Regions from separate parts of the Mus musculus genome. Here region 2 is linked to region 1. A link is a contact called in ENCODE Hi-C or POLR2A ChIA-PET data. All regions are on one chromosome and are shown on one strand. The core of a region is the stretch at or near the end of the contact, and the rest is flanking DNA. Distances in the headings are between cores, read along the strand shown.

The links. A loop is a pair of places that touch in the nucleus more often than their neighbours do. ChIA-PET counts read pairs that join two places held with the same protein, here RNA polymerase II (POLR2A).
Region 2: POLR2A ChIA-PET joins it to region 1 with 12 read pairs in Patski. The contact joins the promoter of Zfp607a here to the promoter of Zfp60 in region 1. A Hi-C loop is called at or near these places in 1 of 37 maps with a recorded cell type or tissue (regulatory T cell). POLR2A ChIA-PET finds 5 or more read pairs at or near these places in 2 of 5 experiments (Patski and embryonic stem cell).

Annotation. Positions count from the first base shown.
Region 1 is chr7:27,728,837-27,735,269 of GRCm38, reverse strand. Zfp60 (zinc finger protein 60) reads right to left here and starts at 3,861. Exons shown (of 5, transcript NM_029531.2): 1 at 3,800-3,861.
Region 2 is chr7:27,856,780-27,863,212 of GRCm38, reverse strand. It overlaps Zfp607a (zinc finger protein 607A), which reads right to left and starts at 2,628. Exons shown (of 5, transcript NM_001024726.2): 1 at 2,457-2,628; 2 at 624-676. The coding sequence starts at 656. It also overlaps a transcript of Zfp59 not described here.

The sequences.
Region 1 (6,433 bases), core at 2,612-5,111:
TCCCCTTCTGTTTAAGCTACATTTCTTTACGTTAAGGGTTTTTTTTATGCATCCTCACAATAAATACAGCTTTTTCTCTACCATTTGGTTTCCCAACCTTAAACAAGTAAGCCAAAGTACATTTACAGCCAGTAAAGTTACTGCGGCAAAAACAAGTATACAATTGGCTAGAGCAAGAGAGCTGTTAAAATGGTGTAGAGGGTTAAATGAGCCTAAAATACCTGAGACTTTCCACAACATCTATTCCTGTCACATCCGGTAACCCTTTTGAGAAAGTTTCCTCATTTTTTTTAAAGATTTATTTATTTATTTATTTATTTATTATATGTAAGTACACTGTCGCTGTCTTCAGACACACCAGAAGAGGGCGTCAGATCATTACGGATGGTTGTGAGCCATCATGTGGTTGTTGGGATTTGAACTCCGGACCTTCAGAAGAGCTAAGAGCTGCCGGGTGCTCTTACCCACTCAACTGAGCCATCTCACCAGCCCTCCTCATTTCTTACTGTCAATCATAAATCATTTGAGAAGAAATAGGATAACTCAAGCCATCTCCCTGCCCACATTTTGATAGTTAGTCTGTGACCTTGTGACACTTATAACTGCCAATGCTTCATAAAGTTTGTGATCCCAAAGACCATTGCTAACAGTACAGGAAGTCCTGCTGGATATGGTGGCTGAGGTCTATAATTCTAGCTCTGGGGAGGCAGAGACAGGGAGCTTGTTCAAAGTCCTCAGCCAACCTGGTCTACATGAGCTCCAAGGCAGCATCTATAATCAGAAGAGCTGGCAAAAAGTCAATATTAACGTTCATGAGAATGACACTAGACCTTCAGTCACTCCACATGCAAAAGTCAACCCAAAACAGATTAAAATTTACGAACTGACACCACTAGGAAGAAACATACAGGGAAGCCTCCAGGACAGTGGACATATTGGGCATTACTCTAAAAACACAAGCAACAGAAGCAAAATGGACAAATACGACCATTTGTATCAAACTAAAAACCTTTACACCACCAAGGAAACAATCAACATGGTACCAGGATAATCTAGAGACCGGGAGGGAATAACTGCAAACTGCATCGGACTAGGAGGGGACAGCTAAACTCCTGCACAGCAGCTTCATCAGGAATGCAGACAACTCAGTGACTGGGAAACTTCCTCGTTAAGGAACAGGCAAGCTGGAAATAGACACTTACCCAAACAGAACATCAATATGGCCTATTAATAGTTATATGAAAAATTAGCATCAGAATGAGAGTCATTAAAATCACAAAGAGAGGCCACCTCAAGCCCATTAAGAGTGTCAGTTACAGCAGCCCAGAGACTTAGCAAAGAGGTTTGTTTAGAGTGCTTGTTGCTCTTGCAGAGGCTAGGGTTCCCAGCACCCACATGGTGGTTCACAACCAGTTCTAACTCCAATTTCAAGGGATTTGACACACTCTTCGGATCACCTACACGACCAGGTATGCACAAGGAGCCATAGGTTATGTAGGCACAACACTCAGGAAGAGAGAGAGAGAGAGAGAGAGAGAGAATAATGAATATGAATCTTTTTAAAAACACTGACCATTATCAGAAAACAAAACATAATGTAGAGAATATAGAAGAAAAAGAACATCATGGAGGAAATGTAACTTCACAGTCATTGCAGAAAACAATGTGGCAGATTTTCAATTACAAACAGACCTCACACTGATCCATGGATCCCACGGCTGAGGGGAATACACACAAAGGAAATAACATCAGTATCTGCAAGAGACATTTACACTCCCACCGCTCTTCCAGCATCATTTCCATAGCAGTGATACGCGACCTCACCAGCAGACGAATGGACCAAGCACATGGAGGATGGGGCTCACGCACAGTGAATCATTTACTACAATATGGATGCACACATGCAATACGCTAAAGAGGAAGGCAAGCACGGGGGATGGGGATGGCTCAGGGGCTGAGAGCCGCTATGGCTTTTGCAGAGGACAGAGTTCAGTCTCCTGACAGCTACAGTGCCTGGAACCCAAGCTGCAGGGAAGCCTATAGCTCTGGTTTCCGGGGGGGGGGGGCACCTGTGGTCATGGACACATAACCCAACATACGTAACTTTGAAGACAAATACTTCATCTTTAAACAATGACAGATACCCATGGTCTCAGTCATGTAGAATCTGAAGCTGTTTTCTCCTAGGAACAGCAAGATGCTGGTTGGTGGGGTTTGAGTGGCGGAGGCGTCAAGAGTGGGAGACGCAGATCCATAAGGGAGAGAGATGGGAGGATGATGATCAAGGGCTACAGAATTCCAGCTACCGGACAGAAGCTCAGAGATGTGTCATGAAACATGGACTTCGATGGATGGTTTTGAAAAGACAGAGAGGGTGGACATTAAGTGTACTCACTCCAAAAATGTGAGTTAGATTAAGTCATCCCAAAGGACATAAATACGGTACAGATTTACACAATACAAACAGTTCGTCGCAACATTTGGAAAAACACTCTGCTCTATGGTATATTCACCTTCCTTGTTTTTGAAATAGGTTCTCACTGTGTAGGCCAGCTGGCCTGAAACGTGTTATGGGGATCAAGCTGCTACAGAATTCACATTGCCCTTCCTGCTTCTTTCTGCCTCGTTGTACCCCACAAAGCCTAGCTTTTCTGTTTGAGTGGCTTTCTTAAACATCCACCAGCAATCGCATTGTTTCTCACACTCCCTTGTCCTGCAGAACACTGAGTGGAATGAACCCAAGATGGCCTCACAGAGCAACAACTAAAGCACACCAGGCCCTTAGGATATGGCGGCACTGCACTAACAGGCTTCACCACAGGCATCCTAAGGTTCCTGACAGGCCTGGAGAGCCTGAGGGGACAGAACCAAGACTCCAACCCAGATGGAGGGGAGGGGAGGGGAGGGGGAGAGAGCCTACCACTTTCCCAATCTCAAAATCTACTAGAAAACAAAAACCTCCACTCTTCCGCTGCTTTGAAATGAAGACCTGTAAGAAGATCTAAGGCCATCTGACGTGTGACACCATCCAAATAGAAATCGATTTAGCACATCGGAGTTTGAAAGCCCTTTTGTTAACCTCTGTCGGTTCCTATCTATAACATGGTCGGTGAGGTGGGGGGAGTGATTGTAGACAGAAGATGTCAAGGGTCATTGAAACGATAATGTGAATACTAACTGGAAAGGGGAGGGACAATGTAAGGGACACAATGATGGCGGTATCAATTTACACGTTCCTTCTTCATTTACTGACAATTCCATATTCTAAACATAAAACCCTCATTTCTCGCACAGAGAGAAAGCGCAAACTCGCCCTTGAGCCTTCGGTGGGTAGCAACAACGATCTCACGCTCCTCCAGCCCTCCTTTTGAATAATGGCCTGCGCAGGGAGCCTGAGTAAGCCTAGATTACATCTGAGTAAGCCTAGATTACATTTGAGAGCATCCCCAGTGAGCATTTCCCCTCTCTTCCCTCGACACTCACACGGCTAGAGCTCTGAGAAAAGGCCAGTAGGCCACCCTCGGAGGCACTTTCGGCCTCAAATGCTCGTCACAAAGCTCAATCTGAACCACAGGGAAAGCTTCCCTTCAGACTCCGCCCCTCACCTCTCCTCAGTGAAGCTTGGTCCTCTGCTGGTGGCCGCGAGAGAAAGCGACAAGCACGGTGATAATGCAAATAGCTCAAGGTGCGTACGCAGAGACGCGCGCGCGCACACACAGCACCGTCCCTAAACACTCACACACGCATCAACATCCATCCACCCCACCGTCCACACCCACACCCGGACTCCCGGCCTTACTCTGCAGAGACCGAAGACACAAAGCAATTCCCTACTCAGACCAGAAAGACCCGACCGTCCGCTATAGCGCCGCCAGGGCACCGGAAGTTGCTTTACTTCCGCCGCGGTAGCCCCTGGGAAATGTAGTGCCGAGTGCTCAACTCGATGAAGCCTAGCGGTCTGTAGTTCAGAGAGATCACTGCACACAACTTAGGCCAGGCCATCTGAGAGCTATGCCAGTGGTTTGTGGGAGACGTCGTGTTCTGTCTCCCAGACCCCCCACCCCACCCCCGGACAGAATAGGAAGCGTGATCAAATCCGGATATAACTGGCGTGGTTACACTTTGCACCAAGAGGGATTCCACCTGCTGTGCTCTAGTAGGGACTATGGTAGATTGGAAGACACTGAACTAAAGAATTGGTTGGTTTTAAACGTGGTAGTTTATATCAGCGATTTCAGACAGCCAGATGTTCAGAGAGTCAGTGTCCCTGTTATCTAGATAGGAAAACGTGAGTGAGGACTAGTTGGATAAATATCAACAGAACTGCGCCCATTTTGAAAGGTGAATGACTAGCATGTGGAAGTATCTAAACAACCACCGACGTATGTAAACAACCACCGACGTATGCCTTGTTTATGTAGGGAAAACGTACTTAGTGTAACATGACATTGAAAGATCCTGACAGAATGTAAAAGGTCACACAAGCCCTGAAATTGGCAAGATAGATGTCACTGTTAGCAGAACTAGCTTCACTGATTTAGAAAAATAGAGGTGCACAATGCTCTGGCCACTCCTTGAACCCGTGTGTCTGCCAATGTTTTGACCGTTCCTTGAACCCATGTGTGTGCCCACTGATGAAGCCCATTGCCAGGTGTTTGTGATATTGGTTGCTGAAAAAGAGTCAGAAAATCTCCCCAGCAACAACAGCCCGGCCAATCTAGAGTTCCTACACCTGCACCAGACTCTTCCCTTGGACCCCTCCCATACCCATTTCTTGAGAATAAACATTGTTTAGATCTGGAAATCCCCTACTTCCCCCTTCTCCTTCCCCCCCTGAGGGCCTATAAAAACTGGGACCTCTTTCCCCTTGGGGTCGACTCCTCTACCCCTGCGTGGGATATGAGTCGTCCCCAGAGCTCTGGCTTTCCCCGAATAAAGCCTCATGTGGTTTGCATCAAGCTTGGTCTCTTGTGAGTTCTTGGGTGTCCGCTATTGTCCTGAGGCCTGAGCAAGGGGCTCCTCTCGGAGTCTTTCAACATGAGCTTTCAAAACCACATTTATTTATTATTTATATTTACACATATTTTTCCAGAACATGAGAGAAAACTAGTGTCAAGGTTAATGATAATCCTATTAGGACCACTAAACATATTAGACGCTTTGTAAATGATCTAAACGCCTACAGTATAGACAGATTAGATTTGAAATAAGTCAGTCTCAACCAGATGTTAACTACAGAAAATACGTTGATAAATACTCTAGCTGATTAAAAGTGACCATCCTCAGGCGGGCAGTGGTGGCACATGCCTTTAATACCAGATTTCTAAGAGTTCAAGGCCAGCCTGGTCTACAGAACCAGCAGTCTCTACACGAAGAAACCTTGTAACAAAAGACAAACAAAACAAAGTGACCATCCTCACAATAGTCAAAAGAAGAATTAGATTGATTTTAAAGTTGAGGCAGATTGGGGGACAAAGAACATTGCCATTGATGACAAAGTAGCAATTCATCAAATGAAGTTCAGTTTGTTTTGTTTTGTTTTGTTTTGTTTTCAAGACAGTTTCTCTGTGTAACAGCTCTGGCCATCCAGGAACTCACTTTGTAGACCACATTGGTTCATAATGGTTTGTGTGGCAAACCAAAAGACCTACAGTTTGTCCTGCCTGCAGAATGTTCTGGGACTAATAAGTGGAAACTTATGGTTTCTTTGAAAAATCAGTTGTGTAGGATGGTGATTGGCTGGGGCAAACACATGAAGGAGTGTTTTTCTGAAGCAGATACAGGTGAAAGGAGTTTTTGCTAAAGCAAGCACCCGAAAGGACATGTGATGAAGGATTCTTCCCTAGCAACACGCATGTATTGTCTCACCTTACACTGCATAGCTAAGCTCCATCTGTCATTACTCCATAGAGAGATACGCACCAAGACTCCTGGTGGTGTTCTGGCAGCTTCTTGCCACTTCCAAGGACTCAGGCCAATTAGCAGAGTGATGTCAGCTGATACAGACTCACTTCGAGTTTTGCTAAAACAGACTCATGTGCTAAGGAACATGGGTGTGAGGCAAGACCCGTGGAGGACGCATGATGTTTGGAGATGTTTGGACCCAACAGACAGTGACAGGGTCTTGCCCAGCTAGCTCTGCAATGCATTGTTGGTCTCTAGTCTTGACTGATCTTCAATTCTTTGAGAGAGGCACAACACAGACCTTCTCCTGGCACCCCTGTTGATCCTGGCTGCTCCTAGTGACTCAAAGAAACGACGATCAGCCAAGACTAAAGACCAACAATGCATTGCAGACCTGGCTGTTTCTGCTGATTCATGTTTGCTATGCCAACGCTGCTGAGCTGGACTGCTGGTGTATTCGTGGAGTGTTTGTGAGTGGATGGAGCTGCTGAGTGGCTGCTCCCGATTCCTGTAAACTGAACTACTGCTT
Region 2 (6,433 bases), core at 1,379-3,878, 130 kb before region 1:
ACTCCACCCACATCCCTCAGGCTATACCCACAGAAGGGACATGTCACCTGGGGTCAGGGCAAAACACATAAGGAATGCTGTGAGTCCTTGAGTTTATCATACTATCACATGATGTCGTTAACATTTGTTGTCATGAGAATGACTTCTATAAACTATATACCATTCCATATTATAATTTTTGGTCAAAACAAAACAAACTAACAAAAAACCTTTCAGGTGGTCAGCATGTCTCCTCAGTCTTCCATAACTCCCAGGGTCATTAGCCTAACAACACCACAGATGTCAATCAGGTTTCCCAGGGCACTCAATGAGACCATCCCCTCAAAGCTCTGAAGCCCTCAAGGCCCCTGTTTCCCTGTGGGACTGACACCTCCACTGCAGGGACAGTCCTCCCTGAGCACAGACCAAGCAGAGAGCACACGTGGAGGAACGCATTCAAAGTCAACCGCAGTGCACGCTGGGAAGAGGCACAGACAGGAAGTGCTCAGACCTGCCAGCCCTCACTGGAAAGGGGCAGACTGGGCTGGGGGAATCCGGATCCTTGGGAAGCTTCAAGAGGGAAAGAGGGCAGGAGTCACATAACCTGAAGTCACCCTATGTCAAAGAGAAAACTGTCAACTTACACAGACCATGTGTTGAGAACTGGAGCTGGCCATTCTTCTTCAGGCTTCCTCTCCTGGGGGACAAAAAGAAAGCCATTCACTGCATTGTGACTTGATGTTCCCAGGCTGACTTCTGTCACTGTGATGTCATCGACTACATTTATTTCTCAAGCCTCCCCACTCACTCTCTCCCCTCCCACCGCTCACAGCCTCCCACACACAAATTGGAAGCACACAGGAGTCTACACAAAGCCAATCCCCCCCTAACCCAGACAACCCACGGCCAAGGGGGCAGTGTGGGAGTGCAGGGCACAAACATGTCTGCCTTGAACTCCTCCAGAAGAGGCCAGCAGAAGGGACCCATCTTCCACCCTGAGCTCCAGCTCGCCCTGCACCTGGGCCGCTTTTTTTTTTTTTTTTTTGTAGAGACAGGGTTTCTCTGTGTAGCCCTGGCTGTCCTGGAACTCATTCTGTAAACCAGGCTGGCCTGGAACTCAGAAATTCACCTGCCTCTACCTCCCAAGTGCTAGGATCAAAGGTGTGCACCACCACTGCCCAGCAATCGCATTGTTTCTCACACTCCCTTGTCCTGCAGAACACTGAGGGGAATGAACCCAAGATGGCCTCACAGAGCAACAACTAAAGCACACCAGGCCCTTAGGATATGGCGGCATTGCACTAACAGGCTTCACCACAGGCATCCTAAGGTTCCTGACAGGCCTGGAGAGCCTGAGGGGACAGAACCAAGACTTCAACCTGATACCACAGATCCACACCCACTATCAGCCACGGACGGCATTGCTCATCTGGATCTGGCCAGTGTTACCCATTACACACACACACACACACACACACACACACACACACACTCAGAAAATCACTAGCTCTCAAAGATGCCAAATTCAGTGCTATCACTTTCCCAGCTGAAATGGTGAACAGACATAGTCAACCACCTGCAGTTTTCTGCTGCTTTGAGAGGCAGGCCTGTAAAGATAGGATGAGTGATGCCATTGAAATAGGCGCCAATTTAACAGATCGGGATGTAAAAGCCCTAACGCTAACCTCTGGAGACTCCTATCTATAATTTGTTCAGAAAAAGAAGTGATTGTAGAGAGACGATGTCAAGGGATGTCATTGGAAGGATAATGCGAATACTAAGTGGAAAGGGAAGGGACAATGTAAGGGACACAATGGTGGAGGTATCAATTTGCCTGTCCCTCCTTCAGTTACTGACAATTCCATATTCTAAAACTAAAACCTCATTTTCAAACAAAGCACAAGCTCATTCTTTAATCTTTGATGTGCAGCAATAAAGTCCTTATTCTACTTCAGCCCTCCTTTGTAATGGCTGAGGCACGGAGCCTGAATAAGCGCGAGATCCCAGACTATATCTGAGAGCATCCTCAGGGAGCACTTTCTGCTACTCTGTCAACACTCACGTGGCTAGGATAGGGCTCTGGGAAAGTCCTGGGGCTCAACAAGTAGCTGCCTGCTCTCTTAAGCAACCCTGGAGACTCTTCCGGCCTGAAATGCTCCTCCCATGCTCAACTCTGGGCCTCAGGGAAAGCTTCCCTTCAGTGCGGACTCTTCTCTCAGAAGCTTGGTCCTCTGCTTCAGCCCCTGTGGCCAGGGGAGAAAGTAGGAGCAGAGAGCAACAAGCCGGGTGACACTGGGTGACAGAGATAATGCAGAGAGCTCAAAGTGTGCACACTCGGACAGACAGACACACACACACACCACCACCACCACCACCACCACCACCACCTGCAGCAGCACCGTCCCCCCACACATAAATACACAACCACCCCACACCGCGGTCCACATCCACACCCAGCCGGCTGGTTCCCGCCTTACGTGGAGACCGAAGCCAACTAGAGATTTCTTCCTCCGACCAGAAAGATCGGACTTTCCGCATTAGCGGCACCAGGACACCCAGAGCCTATCCACTACTTCTTGCCATGGTGGCCCTGAAAACTACAGCCCTCGCTACCGGAGATCCGAGAAGCCCAGGGCTCCAGAGAGATCCCAGCATGCAACTTGGCCCAGCCCATTTGAGAGCTGCGTCCTGTGGCTTGTGAGAGTTCCCAGGGGGAGGGGGGTACTCCCCGACTTTAAAGGGGAGGCTCCCTCCTGTGATCAAAATAGTTCCGGGTTCTACTAGTAACTGATTTTCTCTCCTGTGGAGCTGACAGACAAACTGAAGTTTTAAAGTTCAAAAGAAGTAAGATCAAATCAGGCTGTAATTGGCTGTATCTTTGCTTGAGACTGAGTGGGATTCCACCTCGCTGTGCTCTGGTGGGGACTATGGTAAATTGGAAAAGACTGAACTAAAGAATTGTTGGGTTTGAACGTGGGTAGTTTAGCGATTTCAGAGAGAAACAGAAGTTCTAGACACTCCCAGGGTTCATTGTCGCTGTGTTGGAGTTCAGGAAGTCGCCACTCAAACCTTATATACATACACCAATCTCAGTTAAGCAAGACTAGTGTATTAAACACGTACCATAATACTGGAGTTCAGGACTGCAAAAAGGACTCGGGAGCCTAATTGTAGTACTGGTCTGCTCTCAGGGTAGGCTTTTTATATGAGAAACCAGGTTCAAACGTTTAAAGGGCAGGGAGGGGAGCTGTTGGCTTCCTAGGCAAAGTATATTTTTAGCAACCTTTAAGCTGATAGGACCTGAGTAAGGTGGGGGGTGGATGGGTGGTGAACTGGGGAATTTCAGAACAGTGAGATAACAGAACATGAGTATTAAAACTTTTTGGCTTATTAGCAGCATTCTTCAATGTCAGCCCCAAAAAAAAAAAAAAAAAAAAAAAAAAAAAAAAAAAAAAAAAAAACACTGAGCTCATATGCAGGTACAGGAAGAGCTGCCCAGTGGTCAGCTTTACTCAAGATATTTTAGACATAACAGTTGCTATTTACCTTTGATTCAATGGGTCCTACATACAGCTTTGTGAAATAAGATAAGCAAACCTCATACAGATCATTGAGAGCACACAGAACAAAACAGGGTATGTGGCCAGCGTGTCCCTGAGCTCAGTCACTTCTCTATGTCAGTGACTGGCAGGCATGTTACAGCAACACTGTGAAATAGCTGGCAGGCATAGAACAGAATGGCTGCAGCTATGCTGGGGAGCAGGGGAGTCAGACCATAGCATCTGTTATCTAGACGGGAGAATGTGAGTGAGAGCCAGATCGGTATGCATCAACAGAGCTGTGCCCATTAGGCAGTCACTTACATCATGTTGGACTGAGTGGATGAAGGACTAGCATGTCCAGGTAGCCTAAACAAAAACATACACGTGTTTTTAGAAAACCCTATTTATTGTAACGTGACACTATTGAACTTTCAAAACTACTTTTGTTGTCTCCTGTATTTACACGAATTTTCCAGAATGTGAGTAAACAAATGTTGACGAGACTAGACCACGCTAGTAATAAAAGTAACCGCAGTAAAATGTAAATTATCTAAACGCCGAAGTATAGGTTTGTCACATTAGATTGAAAAACAAGTCAGACCCAGCCATGTGTTTACTACAGAAAAAATGTTAAAGATAAATACTCCAGCAGATTCAAAGTGACCATCCTCACATAGTCAAAAGGAGACTAAATTTGATTTTAAAGTCGAGGCAGATTTTGGGCCAAAGGACATTGCCAGTGATAATAAAGAGGGCAAGTCAGTCATCAAGTGACAGTAAACATGGCTGGGCGTGGTAGCAATGCCTTCTATCCCAGCAATGGGGAGGCACAGCCAGCTGCATGTCTGTGAGAAGAGGCCACCGAGGGCTACCCAGTGAAACCCTAAGAACTAAAATACACTCAGATTATGGTGGCACATGCCTTTAATCCAAGGCCTAGGGAGGCAGAGCCAGGAGAATGTCTGTGAGTTCAAGGCCAGCCTGGTCTACAGAGTGAGTTACAGGACAACCAGTACTACACAGGAAAACTGTCTCGAAAAACCAAAAACCAAAACCAAAACAAGCAAACTAAAATAAACTCTGAGTATACTCCTAATACCACACCTTTATAACACGAAGACGGGGAAAACATACTAGAACAATAAGAAATAACAACCAAATCCAGTATCGCATACATAAGTTTTCAGCCTCAATAACTGACAGAAGAAATCCAGAAAAGCAACAGAGCAGAGTTGATTTGGACAGCATCATCACCTATGAATGCAAGTGAATAAAAATGGAGACAGTTAAACTTAAATGGAATCAGGGTGACTGTGTGTTCCTGTCCACACACCTGTGGCAGAAATGCTCATCACCTGAAGATGTTTCTGTTTAAAGCTTCCTTTTTTTCATGCTATTTTTTGAAAAATATAAATACCAGCACTTATAAAAAAAATAAAGACTCCATCTATTTTAAGATATCCAACAGGCTGATTACTAATGCAGACACTGTAGGCAAGGAGTCCCCAGCCCAACCCAGGTAACTGCTTCTGCAAAGCTTGGGTTTTGTTTCACTGGCTTTTGGATCACTTATAAAGATGCTTAGCCTTCTGCCATGCCAATGTGTTCTGTCCTCCTTTCTCTCCACAGTGTGATTCTGGTTGGTCTGCTCCATCTCTCCTGTGTCACAGTTCTTTTCTTAGTGCTACCCCTTATCCTTCATGGGGAACAAATTAGGTAATTGGGCTCCCCTTTTCTGTATAGCTGCTGTGTGGAATTTGGGGTAGCTGGATACATAACTAGGGAGATGAATGTGCACCATCAATGTTTCATTAGCTACAAATTCCTGCTGGAATCCCTGCTGGGGTTCTGTCCATCCTCAGTTCTCAGCTCTTTCCGCCTTTGTCTCCTGCGATACATAACTTCATCCTCCTCACACAAAGATGCATCTCTCTCTTTTCAAATAGTCTTCTGTCCTGCTTCTGAAGGTGACAGCGGCCATGTGTTGAGAAATCCCTGCATTCCCTTCCCCCTTCCTGATCCTCACTTCACACCCATCCTCTTCTAGATCTGAGTTACTGCCCCTCTCCACAATGAACATTGGTTTTCATACTTCTGTCATGTTCTCGCATGGGGTTTTATTATTATTGCTTGGTTTTGTTTGGTTGGTTTTCTTGAAACAAGGATTTCTCTGGGTGGCCTTGGATGTTCTAGAACTTTCTCTGTAGACCAGGCTGGCCTTCTGAGTGCTAAAATTCAGGTGTGCATCATCACCTGGCTGGATCTTATGTTTTAAATAATGTCACACCTTGTGGTGCTTTGAATAAAAATCAGACTCATAGGGAGTGGCATTATTGGGAATGTGGCCTGAGAGGAGTATGTGGGGCTCTGTGGGAGGAAAGGTGTCACAGGGGTGAGCTTGTACTTTTTAGAAGCTCAAGCAAGGCTTAGTGTCTCTGTCTCCCTGCTGCCTTGGGTCCAGAGGTTCTTAGTAACCTCTCCAGAACCACGTGTGCCTGAGTGCTGCCATGCTTCCCAACACAATGATAATGGGCTAAACCTCCCAACTGTAAGCAAGCCCCACTTAAGAGTTGCTGTGGTCATTGTCTTGTCACAGCAATATAAAACCTCAAGTCAGACATACCTCAGTCTAAGGAATCTTAAGTGTGCCTGTAGTAATTAAACAGCCTGGGTTGCTGCCTTCCATCTGCATCAATGCTGAGCTCCCTTTAAACCCCATGAAGTTCTGGATGACCTGTGACAATGACACTTATTGATTCCATGCTGTTCATTCCCTTCTCTTTTTTCTCCATTTTTCATGTGTGTGGTGTCACTGTTTGTATGTGTGAGGGGGTTTGTGTGTGTGCAGAAATGCACAAGCAAAAGACCAATAAGACAAAATCAAAATTGACCAAGCAATGCAAAATAAACAA